2 separate regions of the Mus musculus genome follow, and region 1 is linked to region 2. Evidence: chromatin contacts called from ENCODE Hi-C or POLR2A ChIA-PET data. All regions are on one chromosome and are shown on one strand. Each heading gives the region's core, a stretch centred on a gene start or an enhancer-like site at or near the end of the contact. The rest is flanking DNA. Distances are from core to core; before and after follow the strand shown.

Evidence for each region. Hi-C counts contacts between places; a loop is a spot of excess contacts on that map. ChIA-PET counts read pairs that join two places held with the same protein, here RNA polymerase II (POLR2A).
Region 1: POLR2A ChIA-PET joins it to region 2 with 30 read pairs in embryonic stem cell. The contact joins the enhancer-like site here to the promoter of Ggcx in region 2. A Hi-C loop is called at or near these places in 6 of 37 maps with a recorded cell type or tissue (CH12F3, T-helper 17 cell, T-helper 2 cell and 2 more). POLR2A ChIA-PET finds 5 or more read pairs at or near these places in 2 of 5 experiments (both embryonic stem cell).

What each region holds. Positions count from the first base shown.
Region 1 is chr6:72,508,341-72,512,062 of GRCm38, forward strand. No RefSeq gene overlaps it. Among named protein-coding and RNA genes, the nearest start is that of Sh2d6, 9.8 kb to the right of the region's middle. Within about 2 kb of position 2,396, at least 1 of the 3 ENCODE cell types and tissues checked has a DNase peak (open chromatin) inside an H3K27ac peak, as active enhancers do.
Region 2 is chr6:72,412,417-72,415,635 of GRCm38, forward strand. Ggcx (gamma-glutamyl carboxylase) reads left to right here and starts at 1,892. Exons shown (of 15, transcript NM_019802.5): 1 at 1,892-2,033; 2 at 2,256-2,426. The coding sequence starts at 1,991.

The sequences.
Region 1 (3,722 bases), core at 1,146-3,645, 96 kb after region 2:
CTGTTGGTGGAGATCTTGTTACTGCTGTTGGGTTTGGTTATTTGTAGTATTGGGTATCAAACCCAGGGCCTTGTGCATGCTAAGCAAGCATTTTATCCTCAAGCTACATGCCCAGCCCTTAGTATCTCTATCAAACAACAGAATAACAACCGTGTGCTGCCATGAGCTAGGGAGGAGCCTGCCTCAACGTTCCCCGCTCAGCCTAAGAGGCATCTCTGGCTTTAGGAGTAGAGGCTTCTGACGTGAGATCTCAGCCTGTGTGATCACGCAGGCTGTTTGCTGCCTGGGTTCCCGAGAACTCGGCATGTGAGTGACTTGGAAATGGACTGGCTAAAGAGACCCTGACTTCTCTGCTCCTTTTTGCTTCCCTCTCACTGAGAGCAAGAGGCAAGGCAGGGAGGCTCCTGGGAGCCTTCTGCCTTAATTTCCAAGCCTGGCAGTCATCCCTGTAGCTGATGCAAGGCCTGGGGTGGGTGAGCTCAGCCTGTCTCCAGCACTAGAAGCCTTTTGTGCTTGCAAACACATCTGCTCACTGTTTCCTATTAGATTTACTCCTCCCTGAAGCAGAACAAAACCACCTAAGGATCTGGAATGTGGTTCTGCTCGGGCTCTGAACATTTCCAAGTTGATCCTGCAGCAGTGCCTCACAGGGGTATGTCCAGTGGAAACAGAGGCCTCCGAAGCCCTCAGGCTCAGGCCCAGAGCTTGCCCCGGCATCCTGGCCTCTTACCTGAGTCGTTCCAGGCTTTTCTCCACTCCCCCTCCCTGCCCTTCAAAAAGATGCAGTTCCCTGTGCATCCACCTAATACGTTCTCCTTTCAATAGATAGATAAATGTGTATTAATGGAAATCTGTAGCTCACATCTGGGAGGGCATTAAGGAAAAAGCACCATGTAGACCGGGGTGGTCTTGAACTCTCTGAAGTTTACCTGCCTTCTGATTCCCAAGTGTGTGTGTGTGTCTGTGTCTGTGTGTGTGTGTCTCTGTGTGTGTGTCTGTGTATGTTGTCTTATCAGAAAAAGAATGACAGTAGCCAGTAGAAACAATAATTATGATATATCTACCTAAAGTTTTCATGGGCCACAGAGAGAGATGATCACAACCAGGCTTTGCCTATTTATAGCTATAATTATTACTAGGTATTAATCATTTGGCTGATAGCATGTATCAGCTTATTTTACACACACACACACACACACACACACACACACACACACACACACACACATATATAGTTAAACATAATTAAATATTACTTTTTTTCCTTCTCACACCAACCCTAAACAGGCATTCACTGTATTCTTTTTTGTTTTGTTTTGTTTTTCAAGACGGGGTTTCTCTGTGTAGGCCTGGCTGTCCTGGAACTCACTTTGTAGACCAGACTGGCCTCAAACTCAGAAATCCGTCTTCCTCTGCCTCCTGAGTGCTGGGATTAAAGGTGTGCACCACCATGCCCGGCTCTGTTTTCTTTTTCTTTTTTTCACTCTTCTTTTGTTTATTTTTTGAAACACAATTTTCCTGTGTAGCCTGGTTGTCTTGCTACTTGCCCTGTAGACCAGGCTGGCCTCAAACTCAAAGATCTGCCTGCCTCTGCCTCCCCAGTGCTGGGATTAAAGGTGTTGCTCCACTGCTGTCTCTCTCTTCTTTTTAATACCCCTCCACACACACCACCATAAAGCTGAGGCTGGCCACAAACTCAAGCTCTTCCTACCTCTACCTCTTGAGCTCCTGAATCATAGGCATGGGTCAGCACACACAGCTTCACTGACTGTTTTCAAAGAGGAGGGCTGGAGCTGCAGCTCAGTGGTGCAGTGCTTATCTAAGCATGTACCAGGCCCTGGGTTGGCTTCTCATCGATGCATGGCAAAGAAACAAATAAAGCCAACATAACCCAGACTCTAATTGGGAAATCTCTGCATGCCTGTAATCTCAACTGCTTGGGAGGCCCAGGCAGGGGAATGGCAAATTCAAGCTTAGTATGGGCAGAATAACAAGAATCATCGCAGCAAAAACAGCTCTCAGTGTTAGATGCCTGTTTAGCATATACAAGCCCCTGGGTTTGATTCCTAGAATAAGCAAGGAGGGAGGGGAGGCAGGGGGTGACCGAGGTCAGGGCTACACAGAGGATGCATGGCTCAGCCACACTTGGACTCTTCTGTACACGTTCCTCTCAGGTCAGCTGCAAGCCTGGATGGTTAACTTAGATCACACTGGGAACCCAGCAGATGTGTTATGGCCTGGGCCATGGCTTTCACATCCTCCCCAGCCGCATACTTCCTGGGCTCACCTAGTCTTTCAGGTCCTCAGTAACAAACCATTTGGTATCTGTCACGCACAGTATCTCTCAAGGACTTGTTCTCTCAGCAGATGACCCTGCCTGGAATTTTCTAGTCTGGCCTGTTCACCTCAGGAAACGTGGTTGAGTGCTTGGCAGGGTCGGCAGTGGAAAGTCAAAGGCTTCCGTCTCCATGGAATTACAGAAATACCCGAAGCCTCCCACTCTCCCTGCATCTGTGCTGGCTCACTGATCTCTGCTGTAGGAAACTGGAGGAGTGCTCCCCCTGTGTCCTCTAATGCTCATACCCTCCATGCTCACACTCCTTACCAGGCCTCCCAGGTTCCTCCAGGCCTGCCCCTGCCATTTTTATTCCTTCACATTTAGAAAGGCAAAAAGCCTGGAAAGATGGGATGGTTGCCAGCCAGCTATAACTGTACACATTCATCTACTCAAAAGGAATTAACTACTGGCTAGTGACGTAGCTCAGTTGGTAGGGTGCTTGCCCAACATTTATGAAGCCCTATGCTTGGTCCCCAGTGTGGAACAAACTGGCCATGGTGACCCATGTCTATTATCTCAATGCTCAAAAGGTGGAGTCAGATGAGTCAGGAGTTCAAGGTCATCCTTAGCTGCACAGCAAGTTTGATGCCAACCTGGGCAACATGAAACCTTGTCTCAAAACGAAACCAAAACCTCAAAGTGTAATAAAACTGTTGTCTTTGAATTTAAAAAAAAAAAAAAAATAGAGCTTTAAGACAATCTTGGCTTGAACTTGCATGTTAAAATGAGTCCATATTGTCAGCTTTGAGGAACTTGGGATAGAATGAATTTTTCAACACTTGTCACCAACTGTCTTCATTGTCCTGACTATCTGATATGGGGATGACAGGTTGGTTCTGGGTGGGTGAAAGGTAAGTAGCAGGGACCAAGGCTAGGAGGAGGGAGAGGAAGGTGGGGAAGGCCAGAATGGGTTGGGTCCCAGGGAGAGAAGACATCTGGATACACATCTGTCAGCTAAGGAGGTGCTAAGCCAGTTCTGGGCCTTGCTCTTTTCTCTTTCAGTGTCTTTCTACGGTGGGAGGAGGCCGCAGCATGTGGAGGTCAGAGGCTAACATAGCCAAGATGGTTCTCTTCTTCCACCCTGTGTCAGCCTTGGCAGGAAACTGACCCACACACTGAACCAACCACCTTGATGGCCTGCTGTCCTAAGGATCATGCTCATTTCTGCCATGGGGGCTCTAATAATTAGGTACTGCCCACACTACCTGGACAGTTTCCCTGATTCTTGCAGGAACAATGAATGAAAGTTACCTCTTTTTTTTTTTTTTTCTTTTGTAATATGTATTGGGGGTTTGTTCTGAGACTGTTTGTACGCAGTTCTAAGTGGACTGGAACTCACTATATAAACCAGGCTAGCTAAGAACTACCTATCTCCTGCCCCAGC
Region 2 (3,219 bases), core at 642-3,141:
CCTCAACAGAGGAATGAATACAGAAAATGTGGTACATTTACACAATGGAGTACTACTCAGCTATTAAAAAGAATGAATTTATGAAATTCCTAGGCAAATGGATGGACCTGGAGGGCATCATCCTGAGTGAGGTAACCCAATCACAAAGGAACTCTCACAATATGTACTCACTGATAAGTGGATATTAGCCCAGAAACTTAGGATACCCAAGATATAAGATATAATTTGCTAAACACATTAAACTCAAGAGAACGAAGACCAAAGTGTGGACACTTTGCCCCTTCTTAGAATAGGAAACAAAACACCCATGGAAGGAGTTGCAGAGACAAAATTTGGAAGTATGACGAAAGGATGGACCATCTAGTGATTGCCATATCCAGAGATCCATCTCATGATCAGCTTCCAAACGCTGACACCATTGCATACACTAGCAAGATTTTGCTGAAAGGACCCAGATATAGCTGTCTCTTGTGAGACTATGCCAGGGCCTAGCAAACACAGAAGTGGATGCTCACAGTCAGCTATTGAATGGACCACAGGGCCCCCAATGGAGGAATTAGAGAAAGCACCCAAGGAACTAAAGGGAACTGCAACCCTATAGGTGGAACAACAATATGAACTAAGCAGTACCCCGGAGCTCTTGTCTCTAGCTGCATATGTATCAAAAGATGGCCTAGTCGGCCATCACTGCAAAGAGAGGCCCATTGGACTTGCAAACTTTATATGCCCCAGTACAGGGGAACGCCAGGGCCAAAAAGGGGGAGTGGGTGGGTAGGGGATTGGGGGGTGGGGTGGGTATGGGGAACTTTTGGTTTAGCATTGGAAATGTAAATGAGCTAAATACCTAATAAAAAATGGAAAAAAATTATTTATTTTGGGCTGGAGAGATGGCTCAGGGGTTAAGAGTACTGACTGCTCTTCTAAAGGTCCTGAGTTCAATTCCCGGCAACCACATGGTGGCTCACAACCATCCGTAACAAGATCTGGCGCCCTCTTCTGGAGTGTCTGAAGACAGCTACAGTGTAGTTACATATAATAAATAAATAAATCTTTTAAAAAATTATTTATTTTATGTATATAAGTATACTGTAGCTGCCTTCAGACACACCAGAAGAGGGCCTCGGATCCCATTACACATGGTTGTGAGCCACCATGTGGTTGCCGGGAATTGAACTCAGGATCAATGGAAGAGCAATCAGTGCTCTTAAATGCTGAGCCATCTCCCCAGCCCCTTCCAAGTGCGTCTTTAACTCCCCAACCCACATCTGCAGAAAAGTCTACCCTTTTGCACCTCGCGACTTTTTGGGAGGGGGTGCAGGGACGGGATGTTCAAACCTGGAGACTCCTGATGGGGTTCGGGAAGGACTCAATGAAATTAGGAAAGTATAATTCTTAGTTTTTAAATCCTAAAATGTGGGAGACAGAGGCAGAGTGGCAGAAGGATTGCTGGGAGTTCGAGGCTAGTTCGGTCTCAAAAGCAGGCATGGTGGTGAGTGTTTTTATTCCAGCACTCCAAAAGCAGAAGCAGGTGAATTTGAGGCCAGTCTGGTTTACATAAGCGAGAAAACTACAAAAAGAGATCCAATCTAAAAACAGCAAAGCAGGCGTCGAGATTGAAGTTCAAGTATGTGATGGGATAGCTAGTAGTATAGAGAGAGACACTTGTTCTGAAAACTGTCACTCCTTCCTCTCAATGCCAAAGTTAGATTTAGCAAGCGCCTGCGCTGCCCATCCCCAAAGGTCCTCATACCCACCCGGTCTCTGAGCTCAGGGCTCGGCTCAGGATCGCCCCGCCCACACTCCTAGCCCACGCCCCCTATGCTTCAGTGCGGGGCCGGGGGTTCCGGCCTTCACGACAGTGCGGGCGCTTTCCGGCCGTCCGCGCGAGTGCTTACGTGTCGAGGAGGCGGGGCCTAAGACAGCAAGTCTAAGTCTGGAGGTTCCACTGGGTCCGACCTGGCTGCAGAGAGGCTCACCTGTCCCTGCAGTCATGGCTGTGCACCGCGGCTCCGCACTGGTTGCTCCCGCCTCAGGTAGGCTGAGGGTTGGCGAGAGGCACGGTGGTCTTAGTGGGGAAGTGGCTTATTGAGAGAGATGGCGGTCTGTGTTGGAAGATCGTAGGAGAATCTTGGATGACCTGAGACTCAGAAGGTTGCAGGAGCTGGATCAGTGGAAGAACCCAGTGGGTGGAGGTCCTAGACTGTAGGGACTGCGGTTTTCCCACGCACTTTTTGACCCCAGGTCTTGGTTTGTAGATAAAGTACAGAAAAACAAGTCTGCACAGACATCAGGACTGAAACAGGGCAGCCGAATGGAGAAAATTTTAGGGTTTGAATGGACAGATTTATCTAGCTGGCAGAGTGTCGTGACCCTGCTTAACAAACCAACGGACCCTGCAAACCTGGCTGTCTTTCGTTTTCTCTTTGGTAAGTCCATTTTCTGGATGGGGACATTTTGGTTGAGGTGGTGGTGGTAGTGGTGGGAAAATGTCATCTTATTTCTTTTTAAGATTTATCATTATTTTGTTTATGTGTATGTATGTATGTGTTAGTTTGCTTTCTATTACTCTGATAAAAACACCATGATGAAAAGCAACCTGGAAAAGCATGAGTTCATTTCAGCTTACAGTTGTAGTCCATCTCGGAGAGAAGTCAGGGCAGGAATCTGGAGACCAGAACTGAAGAAGAGGCCATGGAGGAACCTTGTAGATGCTGGCTGGCTCCTCGTGGTTTGTTCAACCTGCTTTCTTCTACCAGTAGGGATCACCTGCCCAGGGTGGCACCATCCACAGTAGGCTGTGCCCTCTCACATAAATGCTTACGGGCCAATTTCTTCGAGGTATTTCCTTAGTTGAGGTCCTCTAGCTTGTTTTTAGGTGACGAAGATTAACCAGGGCAGTGTCTGTGTGATTGTAGGCCAGGCGTGTGCTTGCTTGTAGAAGCCAGAAGAGGGAGTTGGACCCCTTGGAGCTGGAGTTAAAGGTAGTTGCTGCCTGATATGGGTGATGGGGACTGAACTCTGTTCCTTTGGAAGATCAGTTGCAGGCTGGAGAGATGGCTCAGAGGTTAAGAGAGCATTGACTGCTCTTCCAGAAGTCTTGAGTTCAATTCCCAGCAACCACATGGTGGCTCACAACCATCTGTAATGGGATCCGATGCCCTCTTGGTGTGTCTGAAGGTAACTACGGTGTACTCATATATATAAGATAAATAAATCTTT